Regions from separate parts of the Homo sapiens genome. Here region 2 is linked to region 1. The links are chromatin contacts, found by Hi-C or POLR2A ChIA-PET in ENCODE. All regions are on one chromosome and are shown on one strand. The core of a region is the stretch at or near the end of the contact, and the rest is flanking DNA. Distances in the headings are between cores, read along the strand shown. Region 1 overlaps KDM6A (lysine demethylase 6A). Region 2 overlaps KDM6A (lysine demethylase 6A).

What was found. A loop is a pair of places that touch in the nucleus more often than their neighbours do. ChIA-PET counts read pairs that join two places held with the same protein, here RNA polymerase II (POLR2A). Pooled maps may share reads with other maps.
Region 2: a loop to region 1 is called in a map of PC-3, with 2.3 times the contacts of the local background. The contact joins two enhancer-like sites. A Hi-C loop is called at or near these places in 3 of 168 maps with a recorded cell type or tissue (PC-3, Right ventricle myocardium inferior and heart right ventricle) and 1 of 50 pooled maps. POLR2A ChIA-PET finds 5 or more read pairs at or near these places in 2 of 52 experiments (HEK293 and PC-3).

The regions. Positions count from the first base shown.
Region 1 is chrX:44,972,652-44,978,803 of GRCh38, forward strand. It overlaps KDM6A (lysine demethylase 6A), which reads left to right. Exons shown (of 30, transcript NM_001291415.2): 4 at 2,015-2,064. Among named protein-coding and RNA genes, the nearest start is that of KDM6A, 100 kb to the left of the region's middle. RefSeq lists an enhancer at 2,601-3,800. Within about 2 kb of position 1,977, at least 6 of the 41 ENCODE cell types and tissues checked have a DNase peak (open chromatin) inside an H3K27ac peak, as active enhancers do.
Region 2 is chrX:45,069,105-45,075,589 of GRCh38, forward strand. It overlaps KDM6A (lysine demethylase 6A), which reads left to right. Exons shown (of 30, transcript NM_001291415.2): 18 at 475-1,253. Among named protein-coding and RNA genes, the nearest start is that of DIPK2B, 130 kb to the right of the region's middle. Within about 2 kb of position 1,472, at least 3 of the 41 ENCODE cell types and tissues checked have a DNase peak (open chromatin) inside an H3K27ac peak, as active enhancers do.

The sequences.
Region 1 (6,152 bases), core at 727-3,226:
AATACCCATAATTAGGACATATGACATGACCAATATGAACCAGGAAAATCTGGTCAGGAATATGAACAGAGAGAGTGGGTTATTCAGAAGTAAATCAAATCAGGCCGGTCATGGTGGCTCACACCTGTAATCCCACACTTTGGGATGCCAAGGCAGGTGGATCACTTGAGGTCGGGAGTTCGAGACCAGCCTGGCCAAAATGGTGAAACCCCGCCTCTACTAAAAATACAAAAATTAGCTGGGCATGGTGGCACGCGCCTGTAATCCCAGCTACTCAGGAGGCTGAGGCAGGAGAATCACTTGAACCTGGGAGGCGGAGATTGCAGTGAGCCAAGATCACCCCACTGCATTCCAGCCTGGGCAACAGAGTGAGACCCCATCTCAAAAAAAAAAAAGTAAATCAAAGCAGAACACTTAACACTTCTGGGAGCCTTCACATCATCTATTTTGTAGAATATAGAGGGGAGAATAGAAACTTTATCAGAACATGGTCAAAAAAAAGCCAAGCCCAGTTAAGAATCTGGGCCAGGTTTATCTGGGTATTTGGTCCTCAGGTTGAGAAGAGGTTACAAGAGCAGCAGAATTTTAATGATAAGCCTCAGTGACTTGGATCTGGGGCATAGCTGCTGTCCTGGGATCACCCTTTTTCTTCATCTTGGGTATTCCCATGGCCTCTTGTCTCTGTTGTGTCTCCTGCTTTCAATAAACCATATCTTCTTCTTTCTTGTATATACTCTCCTTTAAGGGGAGCATATTTGTCAGATTTTTCTTCAGGAAAGTTATTTGGGAGATAATTTTCTTTGGAGACTTTGCGTATCAGAAAATACCTTTATTCTAGCCTCCTAATAGATCGCTTGACTGGATATATAATTTTAGGTTGGAAATAATTTTCCTTCAGAATTTTGAAAACATTGTTCTGTTGCCTTATTTCTAGAATTACATATCTGTTGTAGGACCCTTCAAACTACCAAGTCATAGCCTTCTTTTCTGGGAATATTTTTGGAATTATTTCCTGAATTTTCTTTTTTCCTTTTATTCTTTCTTTTTGGGGCTCTATTATTGATATGTTAGACCTCCGGGGCACAGTTTTTCTAATTTTCTGTTTTTGTCCTTTTTGTTTATTTTTTGAGAGATTTCTTCAAATTTAATTTTAATCTTTTTATTGAATTATTTATTTCTGCTATCGTACTTTAATCTACCGAATTTAATTTTTTTTAGAGCATCCTGTTTGTTCTCCTGCACACACCCCCTTTTCATCCCCCTCAATGAAAACAATATTTTCCCTTACCTAAGACTAGTAAGAATTTTTTGAAGTATATTTTCCCCTGCATAGTAGTCATTATTTTTTCTTTTAGGTTGTCTTTTTTTCTTTTGTGTTAGTTTCTTCTTGGTTAGAGGCTTTCTTTAGATGTCTGATAATTCTTAGCTGTCCATATTTCATAATTGGAATAATTGAGAACTGGAGGCTCTGAACATGGGATTGCGGATCTCTGAATATGATATCCATGGCCTTTTGTTGGAGAATCTCTGCATTTTTTGGTCAGATTGCCTGAACAACATCAAGTGTTGAGTGAGAGAGTTGAGGGAGCCAATTGCTTCTCAAATAGTTTTTATCCTGGTCTTCCATATCTTAGCTTGTGAATTGTAAACCACAAATTAAAAAAATCCTTTTCTAGCTGATCAGAAAAATATTATGCCCCCATGTTTTCATCTAGTAGTCTTATGGGCTTCTTTTTATATCTAACTCTCTTAATCCTCCACGAGTTTTGATCTTTGAGGAAGGTCGAGTTGATCTAAGGGGTTAGCCTAGATGCTGTTCAAGTGCAGATCTGAGATTTGACCATGGTTTTACGTTTCTGAACTGAGGGGGGCCCAGAATTTTAAGTTGTTTGGTCTGAAATATCACTATCTACTGGGAGGTGGGTGTGGTGGGAATCTTGTTACCGTGTTTGTTAAGTGTATTATTGACTTTAAAGTGAGACATAATTATGACTCATAATTATTTTCCTTTCAGCATTATCTGCATACCAGAGGTACTACAGTTTACAGTCTGACTACTGGAAGGTTAGTGTACATTTGCATGCTGATTTCATGTTTGTGTTTTGGGCAGATTATTGCCAATTATACTCAAAATTAATTGAGCTCTTGCTTTTTTTTGTTAATTACTTAAAATATTGCTTCTAGGGGAAAGGTATTGGAAAAGGGTTGAGAGTATTTATGTTTGTGCTGTCTTGTATGACTCTCCTTGTATTTTATTAAGAATTAGAGTCCTCTGACACATTTTACTGGTCAAATGTAATAGAAGTGTGATAAGTAAAAATCAAGCAAAACTAAACAAATAACAATAACAAAATGATTCCTTGGTTTTCTTTTCTAAAGTTGGTACCTGGGAGTAAAAGAAGGCTGAAGACGTGTATATCAGGCTAAAATGGGAAGGTGTAATGGGAAAGTTATGATAAACTCTTTCTTGGTGTACTCTGTTTATAATTGGAGCTTTGAGGAGAGCTGAACCTATTTTTTAGAAGACCTACCTAAATGAAAGACTGTGCATAGCAGTGAAACAATTAATCATCCACTTTCTTATCTTAATTTAAGCAGTGATTAAGCATGATCTTTTACATCATGTTTACTTTTAAGTTTATTGAGCAGTGAGTTTTTTTTTTTAAATCTGAATTGCTGTTTCAGATTTTTTGTGGATTTTATTTTTCTATTGGTTAATTTGTCTTTCTTTTTGAAGTAGGTACTTATTCCAGTCTTATATAGACTGGCTTTGTCTGGAAAAGCCCTTCAACAGTCAGCCTATGCAGAGATTTTGAGAACACCGTGTAGAGGTTTTAGACATATATGTATATATATTTTTTCTTTTTTAAGTCTTTTGAAAATATCTTCTCTAATCTCTGGCTTTTTTTTAAAAGCTTTATCACATGCTATAAAATTATAGCTTAATTCACATGCTATAAAATTATAGCTTTATTCACATGCTGTAATTCACATGCTATAAAATTCAGCTGTTTTAACTATACAAATCAGTGATTTTTAGTAAATTTTCAGAGCTGTGCAGCTGATAGAGGCAGGAGGCAGACAAAGGTCTAGACAGATAGGGAAGGGTCCCTGGAGAATCACTGATCCACCCAGCCCACAGGTGTTTACACCAGATGTTTTGTGCAGATAAGGGAACCTGCACAGGGGGCTTGCCTGGGCATGCCTGCAGTGGACTGGAGGTACACATGCACTGGGGGAATGGGGTGGAGCCACCAATAATTTGAGCCTTATACAGGGGAGGATCCTGGCCTCTTCAACTGTGTGCTGGGGCCCTGGTATTCAGTTTGTGAGGTGGAAACCTGCTGGCAGGACCCCCTTTCTTTGCTGATAGCTTTCCTTTTGCTTAATAAATTTTGTCTTCCTCACCCTTCAATGTGGCTGCATGCCTAATTCTTCCTAGTTGTGAGACAAAAATCCAGATTAGCTGAGCTAAGGGGCAAAAAATCCTGCATCACAGCCATCATCACAGTCTTATTTATCTCCCTGGAATGAAACCTCACATATATCCCCAGCCCTGGCAACCACCAGTCTACTTTCTGCCTTTATATATTTGTCTTTTCTGGATATTTCATATAAATGGAATCATATAATATATGGTCTTTTGTGGCTGGCTTCTTTAACTTAGCATATGTTTTCAAGGTTCATATATGTTATAGCATGAATATTTTATTCTTTATTTCCTGATAATATAGTCACCCCTCAGTATCCGTGGGGCATTGGTTTCAGGACCCCTCATGGATACCAAAATCCATGGATACTCAAGTTCTTTATATTAAATGATAAAGTATTTGTATATCACCTCTACACATCCTCCCATATACTTTAAATCATTTCTAGATTACTTATAATACCTAATAAAATGTGAATGCCATGTAATTGATTGCTATACTGTATTGCTTTTTAGTTTGTATTATTTTTTATTATTGTTATTTTTTTCCTGAATATTTTTGATCTGCAGATGCGGAACCCATGGATACAAAGGGCTCACTGTATTCCATTGGATCAATATACCACAGTTTGTTTATCCTTTCATCAGTTGATGGGCATTTGGGTTGTTTCATTTTTTGGCTATTGTGAATAATACTGCTGTGAACATTTGTGTACAGGTTTTTGTGTGACATAATATTTTCAGTTTTCTTGGGTAGGTACTGAGAAATGGAATTGTTGGATTATAGGGTAAATCTGTGTTTAGCATTTTGGGAAACTGCCAAAACTTTTTTTCCCTATGTCTGTACCATTTTACATCCCTGCCAGTAATGTGTGAGGGTTCCAGTTTCTCTGTATCCTACTCAGCACTTTTAATTATCTAATTTTTGAGTGTACTAGTTTTTTAGTGTGCCTAGTGGGGTAGAAAATAAAGTTTTAAACTTTGATAAAGTCCAGTTTATCAGCTTTGTAACACAACTTTTTATTGCTTGTGTTTTTGTTGTTGTACCTAAGAAATCTTTGCCTAACTCAAGGTCATGAAGACTTACTCCATAGTTTATTTAATCAGGTGCTTCAGTGCTTTGCTTTTACAGAGTGCTGCAGTAAATAGTCTAGTAAAAGTGTCTCTCTCTCTATATATATAGTTTTTTAGAGACAAGGTCTTGCTCTCTTGCACAGGGTGGAGTGCAGTGGTGCAATCAGAGCTCACTGCAGCCTTGAATTCCTGGGCTCAAGTGAATCCTCCTGCCTCAGCCTCTCGAGGAGCTGGGACTGCAGATGCACACCACCATGCTCGGCTAATTTTTAAGTTTTTTTTTTGCAGAAATAGAATCTCACTATATTACTCAGGCTGGTCTCAAACTCAATCACTGGCCTCAAGTAATTCTCCCACCTCGGCCTCCCAAAGTGCTGGGATTACAGGTGTGAGCCACCGCACTTGGCCTGTCTTTTAATACTTTTGTTAGTGATTCTTTAGTATAGATTCCTTTAAAAGTGGGATCATTGTGTTGAAGGGTATTTGCTCCTTTGGGATTGAACCATTTGCATTTATTTCAACAATGTATGCAAGTGCTTGTTTCTTCTTGGTCTTAATCAAGAACCTTTTTGTCAGCAGACTTGCCAGTTTGATAGGTGAGAAATGGTATTTTATTATAATTTAAATTTACATTTTCTTAGTTGTTAGTGAGATTGAACTTTTTAAAAATTGAAGTGTAAAGACTATTTGAATTTCTTTTTCTTTGAAATATTTGTTCATGTCTCTTGCCCATTTTTTTTATTAGGTCATTGTTTTACTGTTTTATGTAGCTATATAACATGTATTAGGCATATTTATCCTTTATCTGTGACATTAGTTGAAGCTACTGTTGCCCAGTTTGAGATTTGTTGTTTTGCTTTGTTTTTGTGTGTTTGTGTTTGCCTGTGCAGAAGTTTTCTATTTCTGTGTAGTCAGATTGATCAGTCTTCTACATTGCCCTTGTATTTTGAATCATAGGATGGGTTTTTTCCTCATTCCCAGGTGTTAGAGAAATTCACCCACATTTTCTTTCAGTACTTGAATGGTTTAATATTTTACATTTAAATTTCTGATCCGTTTGGGTTTTATTCTTGACTTACAGTGTGAACAATATTTAAGATTATCTTTTTTCTTATGACTGGTTATCCCAAAGATATATTTTTTAAAAATTCATTTTTTCCTCTGCTGATTTGAGATGTTGCCTTAATTGTATACTAAATATTCATATGCAGTTTTGTCTGTGCATTTTGTGGCATGCTTTGTTCATGAACTAATACAAAAGTATTTTACTAACAGAGATTTTATAATATGTTTTAATGTATGGTAGTGCTAGGGCACCCTTTCCCCACTGTTCTTGCTTCTAGGATTTTCCTGGCTGTCGTTGGTGGCTTGTTTTTCCAAATAAACTTTCTAATTAACTTGTCTAGCTTCACAAAAAATACCTGATAATTTATTTTCTGTAGCTTTTTTGAGATATATTTAGCATTATTTTAAGCATTTTTTGAGATATGATTTACATTATTTGAGATTTGACAACTTAAATAGTTGTATAACCATTACCATAATGAAGATATAGAACATTTTCCATCACCCAAAGTGTTCCCTTGTGCCATTTTCCTACTCTTGATCTCTGGTCCCAGGCAACCACTTCTCTGCTTTCATCCCTTTA
Region 2 (6,485 bases), core at 222-2,721, 96 kb after region 1:
TTTAACAATAGGATTTGAATTACAGAAGATTATATTTTAATGATAATTTTAAAGGCTTAATGAACTCACTTTCTATATTAATCTTTTAACAGATCACAGACCAGTGAGAGTTGGTTTATGTTGATCCATGGTCATAGCTTTTAATTATTAATGATGATATATGTCTATCCATGTCTGATTTTAGAGATGAAAATATGTATATTGGAACTTAAAATTTGTAATGCTTCATCTGAAGTAGTTTATTCTACACTAATAATGGAGTCATTTTAGATAGCAAGGAAGAAAAATTTCTCTAAAGATGTTAAATACTGATTAGCTAAGTTGCAGGTACTTTTTGATAACTTTAGGACTTGGGTCAAATTATCTTATACAGTTAGATATTTATTTTTAGTGGCTTTTCTCTTTAATATTTTAAATTCTGTATATTCTGAGTTTGCTTAATATTAGATTTAAACTATTTTTCTTTCTTTTTAGGGGCTTCACAAAGGTCAGAGTTCACATTCGGCAGGTCCTAATGGTGAACGACCTCTCTCTTCCACTGGGCCTTCCCAGCATCTCCAGGCAGCTGGCTCTGGTATTCAGAATCAGAACGGACATCCCACCCTGCCTAGCAATTCAGTAACACAGGGGGCTGCTCTCAATCACCTCTCCTCTCACACTGCTACCTCAGGTGGACAACAAGGCATTACCTTAACCAAAGAGAGCAAGCCTTCAGGAAACATATTGACGGTGCCTGAAACAAGCAGGCACACTGGAGAGACACCTAACAGCACTGCCAGTGTCGAGGGACTTCCTAATCATGTCCATCAGATGACGGCAGATGCTGTTTGCAGTCCTAGCCATGGAGATTCTAAGTCACCAGGTTTACTAAGTTCAGACAATCCTCAGCTCTCTGCCTTGTTGATGGGAAAAGCCAATAACAATGTGGGTACTGGAACCTGTGACAAAGTCAATAACATCCACCCAGCTGTTCATACAAAGACTGATAACTCTGTTGCCTCTTCACCATCTTCAGCCATTTCAACAGCAACACCTTCTCCAAAATCCACTGAGCAGACAACCACAAACAGTGTTACCAGCCTTAACAGCCCTCACAGTGGGCTACACACAATTAATGGAGAAGGGATGGAAGAATCTCAGAGCCCCATGAAAACAGATCTGCTTCTGGTTAACCACAAACCTAGTCCACAGATCATACCATCAATGTCTGTGTCCATATACCCCAGCTCAGCAGAAGTTCTGAAGGCATGCAGGTTAGTGTGGGAAAGTTCATCAAAGTGAAAATGTTTGACTTACTGGCATGATCAGAATGCTGAAATTTGGACCGTTTAAGATATGGGAAGTAAGCAAAAGATGGTGTAGTCATTCATCTAAGAGTTTGACAGAAGCTTTATTTTGCTTAGATGTTGTAGTCAAATCAGATGTGAGAAGTATTCCTGTAAATTGCTTATTTTGAGTGGGTGTGTCTGATTGTGCTGTTACTGCCCTCTACTGGTTACTAGGTTGTCAGCTTCAGTGTGATTGACTTCGCTCTGGGGATTTAAACAAGAGAATGGGTTAAATCATATTTGGCCAAATACAGCAAGGCTGGAAAACCCTATGGGTTTTTTTTTTTTTTTTATCAGAGCCTATTAAATGTTAGGCTAGGAATGGACCCCATCACTTATCAAGGCTAGTCTTTGCTTACAATTGAGAAAACTGGACTGTTTGAATCTAGAAGAGGTTATAAAGCAGGCAGAAGAGGAAGGAAGAGGTCAGGGGCAATGGGCAGTGGAGAGACATGACAGACTGTCAGCCATTCTGGAAGGAGCCAGACATATTCTGCTAGTCTAGGAAGGGCAGGGCCTCAGAAATTTATGAAGAAATGAACCTCCTCTGTCCCACAAAAGAAGAATCAAAGGATCAGGCAGCATCATCTTTCTCTGATATTTGGAGGACATATAGATTCTTACTGGCCTTTTCATTGTATATGACACATATATAATTTTTCTCATTTACTTGTAGTTGTTGTCCTCTATAAGTGACTAAATCTTGAATGAAATTTAGTTAACATAACTGGAACAAACAAATAATTCTGTAATATTTTCTGATACATTAAATGTTAAGTTTGAGCAGACATATAGTAGATTTTAAAAAGATCTTTTTTTGGTTGTAGATTGTCATGATATATAGAAAATAACCATTCTATAAATAGAAATTATAAACATTAGTTCTAGTTTGGCTACATTGACCATTTAATATAGCTTTTACATTTTAAAGTTCAAAACAATTCTTATTTATAGCCATATAAACCTCTTCCTGCAGTTGCTAGTACTTATATGTCTTATTTATTGTTATGTAAAAGTGTGATTATCTTTTCTGTTGTTCAGATTATTTTATTAGAAGGTATCCTGGGTCTACCGTTAAATGTTTGTCACTGACGAATGATTGAGGTGAAATTAAATTTTATTTATATATAAGTTTGCTGCTTGGGAGGGATGTGGGGTAGGAGCAATGGAGTATGGAGAAGAAATTTCAATTAATTTAAATTTATCGCTTTAATTGTGACACTAGAACTTTACTATAAATTACACTATAGTCATTTTTCTTTAAAGAGTTTGAGTGTTAAAAATACCTTTTGGTCTGTGTTTTCTTTTCTTTTCTTGTCTTTTCTTGTCTTTTCTTGTCTTTTCTTGTCTTTTTTTAAGACAGTTTCGCTCTTGTTGCCCAGGCTGGAGTGCAATGGCGCGATTTCAACTTACCGCACGCTCTGCCTCCCAGGTTCAAGCGATTCTCCTGCCTCAAGCCTCCCAAGTAGCTGGGTGGGATTACAGGCATGCAGCACCACACCTGGCTAATTTTGTATTTTTTAGTAGAGACGGGGTTTCTCCATGTTGGTCAGGCTGGTCTTGAACTCCCAACCTCAAGTGTTCCACCTGCCTCTGCCTCCCAAAGTGCTGGGATTACAGGCGTGAGCCACTGTGCCCAGCTGGTCTTTGTTTCATTTTCTATTAGTTTCTATTTCTGTTAGTTTCTATTTCATTATTTCCTGTCAAATTTTAACTATTTAGTTGTTATTCTGACATAGACTAGGGCAGAAATTACATCCTTTTTTATATTTTATTTTTTTCTTTATTGGGTCCACGTTGTTGGCAGCATTTTCCTTAGTGACCTACAACATGGTGATTGCTGTAATTAATCTTAACTGTCTTACAAGATTTTTTAAGGTCAGTAACTTAAGAGGACATTGGATGATCTCTAAATGAAATTCTTCTAAAGCATATAGTGAGGTTCTTGAGTTCCTAAAATTTGTTTCTTTAGAAATTTTTATATTATAGGTTTTTATATTAGTTTTTTTTTTGAAGTTAGGCTATCATTCAGTTCAACTCTGGGCCTACAGAAAATAGGGAGTGTTCAGATTAAATGCTACACTTGGCTCTCCTTAGACAGTGCCTTGATTCACTGCCAGTTTGACTGTCTTCTACCTGCTCCTCACTCATCTGCTGGGGCCTCTGTCCTGTTTCCTAGGTACTGCTGCTCTAACTGCTGGAGCAGGGGCTTTCTCTCTCATCCACTCTCTGTAGACTCAGGACAGTTGCTAGAAAATGGGGAAGATTTGGAGGTTCAAAACTAACATCATGAACTGCATGGGACCTAAGGAGGAATATTGTCAGAAAGAGTTCCATGGAGCTATGTTCTGTTCCCCAAGTTACAAACTGTGTATAGTAGCAGTTTTCATAAGTTTGTATTAATAAATTGTATATTATTTAAAAAAATATAATAATATATATATATATACATATATATACTTTAAGTTCTAGGGTACATGTGCACAATGTGCAGGCTCGTTTCATAGGTATACATGTGCCATGCTGGCCAGCTGCACCCATCAACCTGTCATTTACATTAGATATTTCTCCCAATGCTATCCCTCCCCCTGCCTTCCACCCCACAGCAGGCCCCGGTGTGTGATGTTCCTCACCCTGTGTCCATGTGTTCTCATTGTTCAGTTCCTAGCTATGAGTGAGAACATGCAGTATTTGGTTTTCCGTCCTTGTGATAATTTGCTCAGAATGATGGTTTCCAGCTTCATCCATGTCCCTGCAAAGGACATGAACTCATCCTTTTTTATGGCTGCATAGTATTCCATGGTGTATGTGTGCTGCATTTTCTTAATCCAGTCTATCATTGATGGACATTTGGGTTGGTTCCAAGTCTTTGCTATTGTGAATAGTGCCACAATAAACATACGTGTGCGTGTGTCTTTATAGTAGCATGATTTATAATCCTCTGGGTATATACCCAGTAATGAATGGGATTGCTGGGTCAAATGGTATTCTAGCTCTTGATCCTTGAGGAATCTCCACACTGTCTTCCACAATGGTTGAGCTAGTTTACACTCCCAGCAGTGTAAAAGTGTTCCTATTTCTCCACATCCTCTCCAGCATCTGTTGTTTCCTGACTTTTTAATGATTGCCATTCTAACTGGTGTGAGATGGTTATCTCATTGTGGTTTTGATTTGCATTTCTCTGATCACCTGTGATGATGAGCATTTTTTCATGCGTCTTTTGGCTGCATAAATGTCTTCTTTTGAGAAGTGTCTGTTATATCCTTTGCCCACTTTTGGATGGGGTTGTTTGTTTTTTTCTTGTAAATTTGTTTAAGTTCTTTGTAGATTCTGGATATTAGCCCTTTGTCAGAATGGATAGATTGCAAAAGTTTTCTCCCGTTCTGTAGGTTGCCTGTTCACTCTGATGGTAGTTTCTTTTGCTGTGCAGAAGCTCTTTAGTTTAATTAGATCCCATTTGTCTATTTTGGCTTTTGTTGCCATTGCTTTTGGTGTTTTAGTCATGAAGTCCTTGCCCATGCCTATGTCGTGAATGGTATTGCCTAGGTTTTCTTCTAGGGTTTTTATGGTTTTAGGTCTAACGTTTAAGTCTTTAATCCATCTTGAATTAATTTTTGTAAAAGATGTAAGGAAGGGATCCCGTTTCAGCTTTCTACATATGACCAGCCAGTTTTCCCAGCACCATTTATTAAATAGGGAATCCTTTCCTCATTTCTTGTTTTTGTCAGGTTTGTCAAAGATCAGATGATTGTAGATGTGTGGTGTTATTTCTGAGGCCTCTGTTCTGTTCCATTGGTCTATATCTCTCTTTTGGTACCAGTACCATGCTGTTTTGGTCCAAAATCTGCTTCTTTCTTCAACTCCTTTCTCCACTTTGGATTTTTATATGAAAGTTTTATTATTTGGCTTGAGGTGTTCTAAACAGTGTTGGGCATTTACATAGAAGATAAAGTCTATTCCTGTTATCACAGCCCTGCCCTTTGCATTAGGATTGGTCAATATATTTTAAGTGGAAATAGCTTATATTTGCTATGCAGAGCACTATAGATACCATCAGTTCCTTCAGGGAAATTCCTATGTGTTTGAAAATTGACCTTAATAGGCAGGTAGTCAGCATTTCAAACACAATAAGAAACTGCTAGGTATGACTTGAATGCACTATTGGATACCCCTTTATTTCCATATATGTAGTTAAAGTGCTGGTTATTTTTAAATCTGATTCTTGTTTAGTTTATCTTATTGTTGCAGTGGTCAGTGGTATACATTAAAAGGCAGTTATAATACTTTTGCTTCTTTCATGTCTAAAATTGTAATTGCAACATTCAAGTGATTGAATTGTTGTCAGCTCCCTTAGTCATGCCCCACCTTTTTCTTTTCTATTTTAAAATATTGGCAACAACATTTTCCATTGTTTTACTTTGTCATTTGTCTCTTTTTTAATTGTTACAGATCTGTGTAAATGACAGAGACAGAATTCTACTAATCTGTCAAACCTTGTTTTCTAGTCTCATCTCTCAATGTCCAGTATGTTGTAGAAGCTTAAATTTAGGTGCCACATTTAATTAGTTTGAGATGCTCTTGTATAGCACAGTTTTAATACATGGTTCATATACTTCAATTTCTTCAAAATAGTAACCATTTACTCTACAGTAGTATATCCATCTCCTTTCCTAAAAGACAGTTTCTGTATTCTGAGTCATATTTTGCTTATATTCGATAGAGTGGCAGATACACAATTCAGCATGAAAACTATTATTTATGTAGATATTGTAACTGTTTTATCTTGCATTGGTTTAATGATAATACTTGAGTTGTTTCTTTCCCAGTCTCGCCAAAAATTTTCTACATGTTAAAAGCAAAAATTTGATGGAGTTTATAAATTGGTACCAACTTTATACCCAAATCTAAAAGCTTAAGTGTATATCTGTCTTTAAATGTACAAGGCACATGTGCTTTGTGGAAAGAGATTGAAAACTAGTTTTGGACAGAAAATTTATTCAACCTTTAACCTTACTTGTTAGCTGAATGTAAAATTTCAGTTTAATAATATTTTCATGTATTTTTATTTAAAAGTCAATTATTTTAAATGTAAATCATTCCTTTGAGACCTGCCATGAACTTTGTTGTTTTTACTTGGAGTTGTAGTTGAAAAAATTA